2 separate regions of the Mus musculus genome follow, and region 2 is linked to region 1. A link is a contact called in ENCODE Hi-C or POLR2A ChIA-PET data. All regions are on one chromosome and are shown on one strand. The core of a region is the stretch at or near the end of the contact, and the rest is flanking DNA. Distances in the headings are between cores, read along the strand shown. Region 1 holds the start of Ywhae (tyrosine 3-monooxygenase/tryptophan 5-monooxygenase activation protein, epsilon polypeptide). Region 2 overlaps Doc2b (double C2, beta).

What was found. Hi-C counts contacts between places; a loop is a spot of excess contacts on that map. ChIA-PET counts read pairs that join two places held with the same protein, here RNA polymerase II (POLR2A).
Region 2: POLR2A ChIA-PET joins it to region 1 with 25 read pairs in embryonic stem cell. The contact joins the enhancer-like site here to the promoter of Ywhae in region 1. A Hi-C loop is called at or near these places in 1 of 37 maps with a recorded cell type or tissue (heart). POLR2A ChIA-PET finds 5 or more read pairs at or near these places in 4 of 5 experiments (Patski and embryonic stem cell).

The regions. Positions count from the first base shown.
Region 1 is chr11:75,727,886-75,735,762 of GRCm38, reverse strand. It overlaps Ywhae (tyrosine 3-monooxygenase/tryptophan 5-monooxygenase activation protein, epsilon polypeptide), which reads right to left and starts at 2,876. Exons shown (of 6, transcript NM_009536.4): 1 at 2,672-2,876. The coding sequence starts at 2,735.
Region 2 is chr11:75,765,319-75,773,195 of GRCm38, reverse strand. It overlaps Doc2b (double C2, beta), which reads left to right. Exons shown (of 9, transcript NM_007873.3): 8 at 577-673; 9 at 1,128-4,926. The coding sequence ends at 1,264. Ywhae (tyrosine 3-monooxygenase/tryptophan 5-monooxygenase activation protein, epsilon polypeptide) reads right to left here. Exons shown (of 6, transcript NM_009536.4): 6 at 7,355-7,877. Among named protein-coding and RNA genes, the nearest start is that of Gm12339, 27 kb to the left of the region's middle. Within about 2 kb of position 3,765, at least 1 of the 3 ENCODE cell types and tissues checked has a DNase peak (open chromatin) inside an H3K27ac peak, as active enhancers do.

The sequences.
Region 1 (7,877 bases), core at 1,627-4,126:
TTTACATAGTATCTAAAACTCAGGGTTGCGATGCATTCTTTCACTACCCTTGGCATTTTATTTACTAAGTGGTTACTACTATAATCAGTGACTATAATCAATTTTTGTTACACTAATAAAAATGAATTACCAGTCAGTAGGAGTGATCACTTTCTGTGACTGCCTTCTTCCTCTCCCTTTCTACTGATTTCCTTTCTTAGGCCAAATCACAGGAGTGCTTCCAGTTTCCTTCCCTCATTAAGTACAGTCACCACATGGCTTTTCTAGAACACTGTACTCAATAGCCAACAAGGCCAAGCTTTGCTCAAAAATTCTCATCATTCAAACCCCAAGTATGATTTAAAAATTGTCATTTATTTGGAAGCTACAATCATGTTTGCAAATCCCTTTTTAAAATGACTTTTAGAAGCAAATCAGAAAGCTTCCCCTCATACCTCGTTTGGGGGGGAGGGAGGGTTATTATATTTACATAAAGCCTAAGTCACCAGTCTTCAAATTAATTTCATGCTTCCTCCCAAGGACACAGATTAAGGGGGGGACCTCTTCTGGGATCGAGAGGGGAAACCTCCAGTACTCTCCCGGGACAGACAAGCTCACCTGGAGCTGCACTCCTATTTCCCCATCCCACCTCCTCCAGCTCCCAACAGGAGCCCAACTCACTACAAACTGAAATCTGCAAGACAAAATGTAGTTCAGCGTCTTTCCTAAATTGGAGGTTTTGAGGTCTGCTGTTCTACTTTCCAAATGCTGGGCCTGTGACTTTGGCAAAGACTAAGGACTGGTGGTTCAAAAGCTTCCACAGGAGAAACTGCCATTCAAGGAAAAGGGTCTGACCTAACATTTGAAAAAGCAAATGTTTTAACTAACATGGAAAAAACATGAGGAACACTTAATTCCAATCTTGTCTCATTGGACCCTACCACTTCCCAAACATTGAACTCACAGGACCTAGCCTTAGTATTCATGCCTTTAATCTCAGCACACAGGGAGGCGGAGACGGATCTCTGAGTTCAGGACCAGTATGGTCTACATAGTGTTTCAGAACAGCCAGAACTACACCTGCAATTAATTAAATCACAGGAACCATGTGTGTGACTTTTCATTTTTAAATACTAGTTTAATGGCCTATTGCCTAACTCAAATATCTAGTTACACTTCACAAACACAGTAGATATGTCAATGAAATTCTCAGAAAAAAAAAAAAAAAAAAAAAAAAAAACTAGACTGCAATTAGCAGGAGCTAAGTTGAGAATCTAGCATGTACTAGGGTCTAGTCTCCATCACCTGCAGGTGGGGTGTGTGTGTGTCAAATTAACAGAAGAGTAACTATTGAAATTTGTGTGTGTGTGTGTACACACACACACACACATATACATATATATAAAACCATTCTCTTAAAATGGATAAAACAGAGCTGTGGTGTAGCACAGTATTTGAGCACTTGTCTTGCTTGCATGCAATCCTGGGTTTGAGCCCCAATCATGTAACAATGAAATCATAAAACAGAAAAACTACAATCTTCTACATTCCTAATTCAAACTCCCCAAGCCTCAACTGAGTGCTCAAAATAGGTAAAGCTCCCCAAGCCAAGGAAGAGCATGCATTCCACCCGAACTTGGGTTGTCAACCCAAAGTGCTACTAAACATTATTTGAATTAACCATTTCTCAGCAGGTCTTTCCATACTTCATAATGACGAGTGTGAATAGTACAGTCGTCAATTTTACAAACGGGTAAACTGAGGCACTGACTCTGCAAAGGGAAATTCGTACTAAGGAATCCTGGCAAGCCTGGTCTCCTGTATTCTAGCCATCAGAACTCCGTGCCTATGAAGGATGGGGACAGAAGGGGGAAAAAAAAAACCCGCAGCAACTTTAGGATATCCTGGGTAAGAACAAACGGGGTAGGAGTGAGGTTCTGCACCTCCCCGGAAGAAGGCGAGGCTAAAAAGCCCCCCAAACTCTCAACTCCAAGGTGTGTCGGCCCAAAGGAAGAAATCCAATCGCAGCATCTCAGCTCGCCTCCACCCAAGGAGGGAGGCTCTGCAGTGATTTCCAAACACTCCACCCTCACCAGAAGACTCCTCTCCACCGCCGGCCCCGAGAAGCCGTCCGTTCCAGAGGCTTCTCCTTTGTGAGGCTCCACGGCCGCCGCCCCACACTGGGCCTCAGGGGAAAAGCCACCGCCCCCACCCGCCATATTTCCCCGAAAGGCGCCTAGCGCTACAGCTCCTCGATGCCGCCCTCTCCCGAGCGACCGGTACCGTTCCTCACATCGCCCCACCCAAGTGTCCTCCTCCACACCCCGCCGCGGTTCCCGAGGGCTCCCGTGGGGATCGCACGCCGGGAGCCGGCACCCGCCATCTCCTCCCCCCTCCCCCGCCCGGGGACTCGCCCTCCCCCTCCAGCCGCCATTTTACAACCAACTCCTCCACCCTCCGCCCCGGCCTGCTGGCGGGCGAGCGCCTGCAAGCTAAGGACACCGGAGGGGTCAAATCCCTAGGCCCGGGGACTCCCACCGCGCCGGGAGCCCGCAGGCCTCGGCCTGCTTCCCGACCCACGTCCCAAGCCGGGCTCCGAGACGGCTCCGCCATTTTGTCTCCGGTTCCCGGCCTCTGTGGGCGGCGGCGGAGGGTCCGAGACTTCCAGCCCCCCGACACCCCCCCGACTCACCGTCGTATCGCTCGGCCTGCTCTGCCAGCTTCGCCTGGTACACCAGATCCTCCCGATCATCCATTGCGGCAGCGGCTCCGGCAGGGTCTGCGCGACGGATGGAAGCGGATAGCGTCTCCGACTCTCTCAGCTTCTCGCTCCGCGTCCGAGCAGGAAAAATGGCGGCGCCTCAATCCGGGACTTCCGCCTGCGCACGCGGACAACTGCTCAGCTCTATGGCAACCGCTCCCTGGCAACTGGCGCGGGGGGGGGGGGGGGCGGATCCCGGAGTTCGGCGCCAGAAAAGGCTGGAACCAGCGCGACAGACGCCCCTCCTCCGTCGGCACAGCGGGCGGCCCTGTGGCGAGGCGGGAACTGCGACTGCGACGGAGAACGGCCCCTGGAGCGGCTGGAGGCGAGGTCGGCCTAGACTGCGGGAGGGGAGTTAGCCAGAAGCCCGTGCGGGGCGACCGCGGGCTGGCCTGTGGGGGACAGAGCGACAGGCTTGATGGGTTCTTGCTACGGCAGGCCTTCCTCGTTGAAGATCAACCGGCCCTGTGCATTCTAGCACATTTTTCTCATCCAATTTAAAGAATTGACAAGGACAAGAAGGGAAAGCTCGAGTTTTCACGCATCATCATCTCCCTTGCTTCCATACTTTAAGCATTTTCTTCTCCCCTCCAGCCATATTTTATCTCTTTGGCCTATCGTAGATAGGACTTTTGTTTAAAATCTCTGGTTTTGCTTCAAGCATAGGTGAGTGTGTTTAATTCCAACACTAGTGAGGTAGAGGCGCAAGGATCGAGTTTGGATCAAGTCCCATCTACAAAGCAAATTCCAGGTCAGCCAGGGCTACATTGTGAAACCCCCATCTCAAAAAAAAAAAAAAGGAAAGAAAGAAAAAAGAAAAAGTGGTCAATCTCAGCTAGTTAAGGGAAACCCTCACTCGAGGGAAAAAGGAGACATAGTGGCTTGCCTCACTTGGAGTGCAAGGTGCACCTGAGGTGTGTAAGGGCAAATTGACATTGATGAGTTAGAAATAAATAATCCTCCATGGGGATTGCTTCACTTGCAATGGCCACGCCTAGTCTGCTTCCTTATGGATTTTCAACATCTTATACTCAATATCAGCTTGCTGCTGAGCCATGCAGAAAAAGGGCCTCAAAATGAGTGTGAAATCAAAAGGTTGGGATCAAGGCCTGAGGTCACACGCCCAGAGGTTTGCATCTTAGTCTGTGAACGGACAGGAATTGTTTTGTCCAAACGCTGGAGACTGACCCCCACAGCTTCCACCGTGTGTTTTGCCACTGAGTTATAGTCCTATCTGGGCAAGCTGTTTTGATGATTCTGAGTGGAAGGTGACATCGTCATAATTGTACTTAAGAAAAGTATTCCGTACTTACTGAAGCGGTGGTTCACGCCTGTAATTCCAGCACTGTGGAAGCAGAGACAAGGATTGCCACAAGTTCCAGGCCATCCTGGACTAAAAATACCCTACCTCGAAACACAAACACAAAAAGAAAGGAGCTGGTGGTGAGAGTTTTGGTTTCTTCAAAAACCCAGCTATGGTCTGTGAATGTGTTTGCGTTTTAATCCCAGGCGTGGGATAAGAGGCGGCTTCGAAGCAGGTGACTAGGATTTACCTTGTGCACTAGCAGGGCTGTGGTCTTGCCAGCTGCGGATAGTTTATGTTTGGATTTCTGGAGACTCTGGAGAGGAGATAAATAAATGCCAGAGCCCAGAGGGGAACAGGGGCACTCCAAAGAAGAAGGCTGCTGCTCCTGGTTGCTTTTGTTGCAGTTTGTCAAATGGCCATAAGCAAAGAGACAAGAAGTTAGAGATACCCTGACGACAAAGATTAGACTTGCCCCAAGGACCCCGATGCCCCCAGTGAGCAGGAAGTAGCCTTTAGAGGTCTATATTCCCTTTCCCCTTCTTTCTCTCCTACCTAGTGTTGGGGGGGGGGGGGTTGGAAGGGGAGGTAGAGATATAAAAACCCAGTAAAATAGACAAAAAATATGCCAACAGGAGAAAGAAAACATTGCATAGCAGTAATGAACAAGAATGGTAAATTATCATATTACAAAATATAAGCAAAAGTAATCGATACTAGCCTCTGGACAGAGAGGAAAGGACAGACAAGAATAGCATCACGGAGAGGCCACAGGACTTTGTAGCTGACCAGCCATGTGAAATAAAACTTGACTTCCCACCTTCCCACCCTGTCAAAGGAATGAGCAACAGTACCAGTAACATAAAAGAAATACAGAGCTGAATATGGTAACTCACACTTATAATCCCAGCACTGAGAGGCTGAGGCAGGAGGATTGCCATAAGCTTGAGGCCAGCCTTGGTTACATAGTTCCAGTTCCAGGCCAGCCCCAGAAAAAGGATAAGACTATGTCTTTAAAGCAAACAGGAAGGCCAGGGATAGTGGCACACTTGGGAGGAAAAGCAGTTGGACCTCTTGAGTTTCAGGCCCAGCCACAGAGCAAGTTTCAGGACACCCAGTGCTACAGTGTGAGACCCTGCCTCAAAAAATACACACAAAAACCATGACAATAATAAAAAAAACAAACAGGAGTCCAGGAAGAGTTGCTGGCTAAGATAGAGAGAAAAACATGAACTCTTCTTTAGCACGTGCTGGTTCTGAGATTCCCCAAGCATTAGGCAGGTAGAATAGCAAACATGGAGTTGAAAGGGGGCTGATAAGCCTGGCATGGTGGTATACCTGTAATCCCAGCACTGAAGACAATGGGACTGGAAGATTGGGAGTTCAAGGCCACTCTCAGCTACACATCAAGTACAAGCCCTCCTGCCTTCCTAGTGCAGTGAATTAAGGTGTGTCCCACCACCTACTTTGTTCTTTGAGACTGACTCTCTTTCTGGGACGTGGAACTCTCAGTAGCCTAGGATGGCTGCCCAAATAAACCCCAGAGTTCTACTTGTCTCCACTCTCTGCTGCAAAGTTCACATGTGAGTTCTGCAGGCTGAACTTGCACTATCTACCCAGCCTCTCTAATAAACATTTTGTTAACACACATTACACAGAATGGCATTTTGGCATTTTTGTGCAGGGACACAGTGTTTAGGTCCTGTCACCCCCTTGCCTTCTCATCCCTCACACTGGCTGATCTCTTCCTGCTCACAACTGGTCTGTCTTACTTTCCTGTCCTTGTGTAGTGAGAATTTTGGTTTCTTTAAAAAGCCAGTTGTTCTGTAGCGATGTTTTTGCTTTAATCCTAGGTGTGGGATTAGAAACTGCTTCACAGCAGGTTACTAGGATTTGCCCAGGATTGCTCTAGCAGGGATGGGGTTTTGCCAACTGCAGTTAGTTTCTTTGAATGTGTGACATTTGGAATTCTGGGAACTTTTCAGAGGGTATAAACTACAGGGTCCCACATCTGAGGGTTGACTCCGGGGAGGGTCCTGTTCCTGGTCCTCCTGGTGCAGTTTATTAAGTGGTCCTAAGCAAAGAGTCAAGAAAACTAAATTGGATATCTTGTCCCAAGGAGCTCAATGCCCCTAATCAGTAGGAAGTAGTCCAAAGATGTCTCCACCCTCTTTCCCCTCCAACCTTTCTCTCCTACCTAGTGTTGGAGAGTTAGAAGGGATTAGGGTGGAAAGGGTCAGAAGGCTCAGTGGTTAAGAGCACTGACTGCTCTTTCAGAGGTTATGAATTCAATTCCCAGCAACCACATGGTGGCTCACAACCATCTGTAATGGGTAATGGGATCTGATGCCCTCTTCTCGTTTGTCTGAAGACAGTAACAGTGTAATCACATACATAAAATAAATAAAGCTTTAAAAAAAAAAAAGCCCAAAAGAATAGGGCTGCATCCTTGTGTGTGTGTGTGTTTGTGTGTGTGGTGTGTGTGTGAGTCAGTGAGTTTAGTTGGCACTGTTTTTTTTTTCCTTTTCTTTTTTTACATTTTATTTATTTTATGTATGTGAGTACACTATAGCTGTCTTCAGACACACCAGAAGAGGGCATCAGGCCACATTACAGATGGTTGTGAGCCACCATGTGGTTGCTGGGAATTAAAACTCAGGACCTCTGGTAGAGCAGTCGGTGCTCTTAACCGCTGAGCCATCTCTCCAACCCTAGCTGGCACTGCTTACAGGAGCGTGGGCACCTTACAAGTGGCTGCATCACTGAAGGAAGTGTCACCAGTTACCAGTGCAGTATGGCTTTATGTCAGCTTGACACAGCTTTATGTCCTCTTGATAGCTAAGAGCCTATCAGAGGAGGGAACAGAGTTCCAGGACAGCCAGGGCTACACAGAGAAACCTTGTCTCGAAAAAACCACCACCACCAACAATGACAAAAGTCCTCCATTTGGTGACATATGCCTTTAATCCCAGCACTTGGGAGGCAAAGGCAAGTAAATCTCTGAGTTCGAGGCCAGCCTGGTCCACAGAGTGAGTTCCAGGACAGCCAGGGCTACACAGAAGCCCTGTCTTGACAAACGAACCAAAGCCAAAAAAAAAATTGTCCCATAAAATCAATTTGTAGGCAAGCCTGCAGGACATTTTCTTAATTAGTAACAGATCTGGGAAGGCCCAGCTCATTGTGGGTGATCCTGGAGCTGGTGGTCCTGGAGTCTATACGAAAGCAGGCTGAGCAAGTCCTGATGAGCAAGCCAGTAAGCAGTACCTCTTCATGGCCTCTGCATCAGCTCCTACCTCCAGGTTGTTCCTGTGATGTTTCAGTTCCTGTGCTGACTTCCTTTGATGATGAACAGTGATATGGAAGTGTAAGCCAAAAAGACCCTTTCCTCCCCAACTTGCTTTCTGATGTTTCAACCCAGCCAGAAACCTTAAGGTGCTGCCTGGACATCCTTGGGAGGGGTGCAGCTTACTACAGGACTTTGAGTATGTGCATGTGTTTGTGTCTGTGAAAACCAGAGGTCAACATCACATCCCATTGCACAATGGGAGCTATCCACCTTGTTTGTTTTGAGTTTTTGAGACAAGGTCTCTCTGTGTTTCCCTGGCTGTCCTGGAATTCACAGTGTGGACCAGGCCTCAAACTCAAACCTGCATCACCACTCCGGGACTATTTACGTTTTAAAGATTTGTTTTATGTATATATGTGTGTGTGTGTGTGTGTGTGTGTGTGTGTGTGCATGAGATGATGTATGTGCATACATATGTGTGCAGGAGGCCAAGGAGGCAAGAAGAAAACTGATTCTCTTGAAATGGAGTCATGGGTGATTGTGAGCTG
Region 2 (7,877 bases), core at 2,516-5,015, 37 kb before region 1:
AGCAGGCGTGTCAAGATGACTCTGGACACAGTGAACCCAATACCATAAGCTTACTACGGGACAATTTTGCAATTTCTGTTTGTAACTCAATTGCACAGGTCTCAAACATGAACTTGTAGATGAGAAGTCCTGAAGTGAAGGCATACCCGCTAGGGCCACTGGCAGAACAGGACAGTGGGTGCCCAGGTCCTCAGAGCAGAGGGTGGGTCACAGACCTGGGGGGTCTTCCACTGAATAAGTTGGAAGAAGAGCAGAACGCCTGGGGCCTGATTCACGGCCATGGATTCACAGGCAGAGGTGACAGCAGGTGCTTGGGAAGCAAGGCCAGCCCCAGAGGATGGCAAAGACTCTTCACTAAGACAGTTCATCGCAGCCAGGGTCTCTGCAGCATCTGGGAGCAGCTTGAGGGAGACAGAAGGGCACGAGGGTGGAGGCAGGGGCCTGCTCAGCCTCCCTTTGGGAAGAAGTGGGCAGCTTGGTTAGAGTGACCCCCACATTGACCACCTTGAGGCTTGAGCACATGACAGACCTCTCAGCCAAGTGGCCTTGGCTTTAACACCCTCTTCTGGCCAGCAGGAATTCTGTTACGAGATCAAGCATGGAGACCTGGCCAAAAAGACTCTGGAGGTCACTGTCTGGGATTATGACATTGGAAAATCCAATGATTTCATCGGTAAGGTACATGAAGGGAAGGCCACTTAGCTGTGTGCCTGTCCAAGAACCACTTTACCCCTAGTGAATGGGATCTCAGGCACTCTCCAAACTATAATCATGTGACAGAAGAGAGGCCCAGGGAGGGGAGACCTCACAGCATCTGTGGTGACATAGAATGATGGTCAACTCCCGAGTGGGTCAGCACTCAGAGCCCATGGGACCACAAGTTTCTGTGGGCATGACATTGGTACACAATGGGCCACTGTAGCCCTTCCTCCCCCTTTTCACTCCCTACTATGTACCATTGAACCCTGCCCCACACTGTTCTGGTCCCTGGTAGAGGAGAAACATGACATCAAACACTGGGTCAAGTGGGAAGGGTGTGGCTGGAAGCTAGGGGCTGTCCACACACAAATGGGTCTGGACGCTGGGGGCACTGAAATCCCTAGCTGCCCCTCTGATCTCTTCCGCAGGTGGTGTGGTTCTGGGCATCAACGCCAAGGGCGAGCGCCTGAAGCACTGGTTTGACTGCTTGAAGAACAAGGACAAGAGGATTGAGCGTTGGCACACGCTCACCAATGAGCTCCCAGGGGCTGTACTCAGCGACTGACTGTCCCATCTGCTGCCACCCACCCTTGCCACCCGGCCCACACAGGTCCAACCCTGGGCTTTCTCAGCTGCCGCCAAGGGCAAGATCCAAGTTGTCTGCTCGGACATAGACAGTGCAGCCCCTGCTAGGAGGCCAAGAGCACCCAGCCTCCCTCAGAGGGACAGGAAAACACAACATGATACCTGTTCCAGCTCCCTGGGCATCCAAGCTGGCCAGAGCTGGGGGAATCCTCAGCCTCAGCTCCATCCAGAGGAAGGGCTATCTACAGTGAGGACCTATTGGAGGTGAGGGGTGGAGCCCTGCTGCAAGCCCAGAAATGGGGGTACTCTGGCTGCCTGGAGACTACAGGGAGGACAATGGGCAGGCAGAGCCCAGGACTCCAGGACAGACAATGTAGCCAGCCAGAGCTTCCAACTTGCTTGTGCATTGATGGGCAGATAGACTCCGTGAGCCTCTGGGACGGGGATTCCCACTCTAGCAGGGCATCTGGGTGCACATATTGCTACAAAGGGGTGCAGCATACCAGAACCAGCCAGTTGTCTGCAGGGGCTGTGGGTACTGCTGACTGCTGAAGGGTGGAGGGCAAGGAAGGCATCCCATGAGAGTCAGGGCTCAGCACAGTCTTGAAAACCCAGCTGTGGCTTGAAAGCTAGGAGAAAACCAAATACAGAAAAGAGGAGGCCTGAAAGAGGGTACCAGGGGACAGGGAGCCATGGGGGCCTAGGGTTGCGCTAGGGCAGCATTGGGCTTTTAGGCAGGAGCTAGGCTTAGGGATGTGTACAAGCACTTGGGAAACAATGTTCAAACCCAAGCTCTCCCATTTGATCTTGCTCCCAAGGGGTCTCAATGCACACTGCTCCTGTTCTCAGCGTAAATTCCCAGTCAGCTTCAGGGGAATGAGAAAGGGATCCTACTAATGTGGAAAGAAGCAAGCATCCCTCCTGCCCACCTGTCCCTCCCTTCTTCATCCCCTCAGCTCAAGCTGGTGTTAGGTCCTTCACGGCTACCTATGGCATCCTGGCCCTATCAAGACAGTCAGGACCAGCAGTGGAAAATAGAAAGCCTTGTTTGGGGGAAGGTGGAGGGATGGGGGTTCTGCCCTCAGGAGCTGAGAACTCTGGCCTCAGTTTCTAGGAAAGGGTAGGACACTGGTCAGTCTTGAAGCTCCCAACTGCCTCCTGCCAACTGGGATTCAGGAGCACAGGGGGAACAGGGAACCAAGGAGTTCCACCATCATCTCAGAGCCCCATTTTCCTCAATCCATCACTGAGTGATAAGACACTGGGGTCCTGCCCTAAGCCTAGAACCCTCCTACAGCTGAAATAAGAACTCGGGGTCCCAGAACATGATTCCAATCCACAGTGCTCACCAGCCTTCCCTAGTTGGCAGGGAAAATAGGTCTCTAGCTCTCCACAGCACCAAGCCACCTGTTGCTTGTAAGAGACTGGGTTTCCCTCTTTAAAAGGTGTCGCCTGTTACTGAATTGGCAAACGCCTTCTTATTGAATCTTCACCATCCTGTGTGGTGGGAGGCATGGTCAACCCATTTTATAAATGAGATGGCTCCAGAGTTGTTGATAAACTTCCAGGGCCACCACGGTGTGAAGGGCTGAAGCAAAAACTCCAAGCCTTTTGACTATCTGAGGACAAGGACTCTCAGGTCCCTCTCTCCGGAGTTAATGGGGCTTAGTGAGGTCTCTTACAGAGAAGTCTTGTTATTGTCAGCCACCTCACCCTCTAGCTGGCTTTGAAATCATTTGTGCCATTTAGGATTTGCCAAAGGCTACAGCCAAGCCCTGGAACTCAGCTGTCCCACCCCCAGCCTGAGGTCAAGGAACTTGGGGGACCGGCCTGATGTTTTCCCCATACAGCTAGAAACAGGAGCAGATATTTAAGTGCACCTGGTTGAGCTCTGAGTAACTCAGATTTTGCCTTTTGGGGTGCTTTGTTCAGAGAGGAGTTTAGAAACCCCCCGACGATACAGAAATGTTTATTATACCTAAATGTTTATTATACCTGAGGTGACTGAAGCTCATCAAAAGAACAGGTGGCTCAGGTGGACAAGAAACCTGGATCCCTGTTGCACCAGGCAGTAAGTGGGTTTGGGACTCAATGATGATCCTTGCCAATCCCAGGGACAGGCAGGGTGGGAAGCAGGGCTTCTAGCCACCTAAAAAGTGATGGCCACTAAAAAGTGATGGAACTTTCCCGGATCCTGGAACGTTTCTAAATCCCCAGTACATTACATCTCTACTAAAGGGAAAAGGTCCTTTGAGAAGTTTCAGAATCAGTTCAGTCTTTCATTCCAAACGAGTATCTTCCTTCTGGCTCATCAGCGTTGCAAAGAGGAAATTTGATACCAAAAACAAAGGTCATTCCAAAGTACTGTCAGTAACCAGGGCCTCTCTTGATGCCCATCATCCACCTCGCGTCCTGGTCTCTGCCCCGCCCTCCACCACCGTTAGCCAATCCCTGAACAGTCCCGTCTTCCAACCCAGAGTCAGTGACCTCCTGACCTCTAGTGGCAAAAATGAGGAACTGCACCTCCGTGGCCCGCCCGCCCGCCCGCCCGCCCGCCGAGCTCGGGCCAAGCGTCCTGCCCTCCGTCCTTCTCCAGCCAAGTGAATCTCCCGATGCATGGACTCTGGCTGTCCTCGACACGGACTCGTGCACTGCTTACAGTTTTGCTGCCACGTGACGACTGCAGAATACATCCTCAAACTGCAGCGCCACGAAACAATTTTTGTAATCTTGTCTGACCTTCCCAAAGGTGTCCTTTTTAAGTCTTATTTGTTAATATTTATAACGATATATAATCAAAGTAAATGAGAACGTCGTACTGAGGTCGCACTAGCTTGGGAAACTCCTTGGAAGATCTGGGGGGAACAAGCGAAAGACAACTGGGGCTTATATGTGGCGTTTACTTTTGTTTTTTGAAATGCATTTGTAAACCAGTCTAGCATCCAACTTGTGATGATCCTCCTGCCTCTCATTTACAACTCTCCATTTGAAACAGGCTCCTAGGTTACTTATGGAAAAACAGGCTCAGAAGTTTGAATATGTGAGGCTGATCAGATGCACCTGCCACACAAGCCTCAGGATTAAGCGTGATCCCTGGAAGACAAAAAGGCAAGACTTTCTGGTGTGGCCCACACCTTTATAATCCCAGCACTTGGGAGACAGAGGCAGACCGAGGCCAGCCTGGTCTACATACCCAGTTCCAGGACAGCCAACAAACAAAAAATTCAGGATATGCAGGTGGTGGAGGCCAAGGCCATAAGTTCCAGCACTCAAGAGACAGGCAGATCTGAGTTTGAAACCAGCCTGGTCTACAAGTTGAACAGCCAAGGCTACGCAAACCATTTCAAACACACACCCACACACACCCAAATCAGGATGTGATGTGACATTAATAATCCCAGCAATCCCAGGGACCATATGGGAAGTGGGGATTGGGGAGTTGCCCAGAGCCTTCCTGCCAACTAACCTAGAATAAACACCCAAAAATAAGATCGTCCCTGTATCAAGCTTTAAGGTGTAAAGTTATCCTCTGACCTCCACACAATTGAACCAGCTTGCACGCTCAGTATCTCAACCTCCCTCTATTTCCCTCCCTGTCCCTCACTTATACACACAATAAAATGTTAAAATAATGAGTTAAAATGCTTGTACAGGATTAGTGCTGACCTGGGGCAGATTTCTCCACGGACAGACATGAGTTAGAGGAGGCCAGAGAGGGCACTGGGATGGAATACTTGAGGTTATGTTCTAGGTGGAGGGAACAGATGTGGCCTCTTGGAACAGGGGCAGGCTTGGTATGGTCAAGAACCTCAAGGAGCCCAGTGTGGCTAAGTGGGATGGGCAAGGAATGAAAGCCGAGTACTGACAAAACACCAGGGCACATAAAATATTTCAAATGTAAATTTATTTTTTACTGAACCCAAATGTTCTGGGGATGCTACTAAATCAGCCCACACTTCAGGGGACAGGGACTCCTTGCAATGGAGTACCAACTGTCCTTGCAAGGGCTAATCACCTTCACAGCCTTTCCTGCTTTTAGCAGCTCTAAAACTCTGAAAAGCCCCCTCTTGACTTTAGCAGATTTCTCCATGACCTCATGGTTACAGGCGGGCCTTCGACTCTTGATCCGTACTTCCTGAAGCTCTAGACAGGTTGGGTTTTTTTTGTTGTTGTTTTGTTTTTTCAGTATCAAATTTACTTGGATATGCTCATGAAGCACTGGGTGGAGATGTGTTGCAGTTTAGAGAACTATTGTTCTTACACAAGACCTGACTTCTGTTTAACTACATGGCAGCTCACAACTGCCTGTAACTTCAGTCCGAAGGGATCAGATTCTTCAGGGAGGAACACTTGCTTACATACCTGTTGCACAGACATAGTAACACGCAGGAAAAACACTTAATACTCTGCACTTGGAAGACAGAGGCAGGCAGACCTCCGAGGCTGAGGCCAGCCAACTGGCCTCAGATCAGCCAGGGCTAAGAAGAAAAACCCTGTCTCCGGAAAACAAAAACAAGAGTCATTGTTTATTACTTAGGTTTGCTGGCTACACAGAAGTCCATTCTGGAGAAGCCAACTTTGTGACAGTGACACCTGTATGGCCAGGCTTAGAGTAAAAGCTCAGTTGGTACAACACTTCTCAGTAAATAGGCTCCAGGTTTTGTCCTCAAGGACACACCTGTCCTCCCAGCACCCGGGAGATGGAGGAACTTGAAAGCCCTCCTGGGCTGAATTCCCAGGCCAGCCTGAGTAATATGAGACCCAACCTCACAACAAATCAGAATTAGGTATTACTTCACAGTAAGGATGAACTCAGCATCAGGCTCTAAGGCTGGATGGCCAAAGGGTTTTTTTGTTTTTAAATATTTCTAATTCATTGTTTTTGCTTTTTTAAGACAGGGTTTGTATGTGTAGCCCTGTCTGTCCTGGAACTCATATGCTGACCTGGCTGACCTTGAACTCACCTGCATGTCAGAATTTCTTGTTTTGGGTTTTTTTAGCTTCACTATTTAAAAAAAATTTTTTTGCCTGAATATATACTCGTGTTTGCTGGTACTTGTGGAGGCCAGGTGTCAACTCTGCTAGAACTGGAGTTACAGGCAATGGGGAACGTCTCAACTGAGTTCTGGGAACAAGTCCACTGTAGTGTGCTCTTACTCACTGGACCATTATCCCTTCCAGCCCTACGTCCACTACCTGGATCAAGTCCACCAATCAGCTAGTGTTTGGTACAGTAACACTATGAATAACTGCGTTTCCCGAGTGGCTTTCCAAATGGTCAATGTCTTATGAGTCTGATATTGGCCTTAACTATCTGGAAACTTTATGTTAGATATAAAGCACTCAATCATCGGAAACCCCTTTATGACACTGAAGGCAACTGTCTTCTATCAATCTGATGAGAAAGGAATTCACAAAAAGCATTATTTCACATGGTAGCCTGTGCTAGAGATAAAACTAGAGTCTGGCCATGTGCATGCCTCTGATCCTAGCAGCTTGGAAAGCTGAGGCAGGATAGCGCCTCAGTTAGCTAGCCTGTGTGACTGGACCTTGCATAACAATCATGGCCTACCCCAGATTACAGCAGTGTGGTACTTTTAGAAAAAGTCAACTGCTAACTGCTTTCTAATAGACATCTCCAACCCCAGCATTGCAAAAGGAATGTTTTCTGACTCGGGATATTTACAAATACACCATGCTATTCTACCCACAAACACCTCAGCACCCACCAGTATCTTATTTACTGCAGCACCTTCATTAGCAGCAAGACTGGATGTGCCTTATGAGTTGTTCTGAGGAACTCGGGCGTTTACCTGCTCAAGGAGACAGAAGTACCCACTCACACTACCACATGACCTGCTTCTGAAGAAATTAGGCACATGGTGTAGCTGTTTCTGTTAACGGGGGATATTGACAAGGGATTCAACCAATACTGTTCTTGCCGCTGACTTATACAGTGAGAAGTGTAATTCTACTTCTAATAATCAAGGATTATTTCGACACACTGAGCCTTATCTAATTGCAGAAGTCAAAATTACACATTAGAAAATGATCCATAGTTACACCTGTGTTAAATGACTGTTGTACTTTAATGATAAATTTAAACATAAATATTGTGTTGCTAACTGGTTTGAAAGACAGGACAATTACTGACTTAGTTGTTCAACACCAGATTACAAGCAATCCTCCCTTCCCCCCAAATACACATCATTGGAAAACAAATGATTTATGGGATAAAATGGGGGATATTTCACATTCAGACAAACAATACTGTCAAATATGTCTGGACTAGAGATTTTATTTTAGAAGTATAAAGGATGGAGGCATGATATATTTGGCATTTTTAATTTAGGTTTGTTTTATTTAAGTTTAATGTTAATTCCATGCTGTGTTTCAGTAAGAACAATACAGATCTGTACCTGCGGCTCCAGTCAGATATCCAGTAGTACAAATTAGCTTCAAGTTACACGTACTGAACAAAAGAGGTTGAGCGAGCGAAGGAGGGGAGGAGGGAGGCCGAGGAGGAGGGAGGAGGAACAGAGTTGAACACGCATGCAGGCTTCCATACCACCTTCAATGCTAACCTGCTTCAG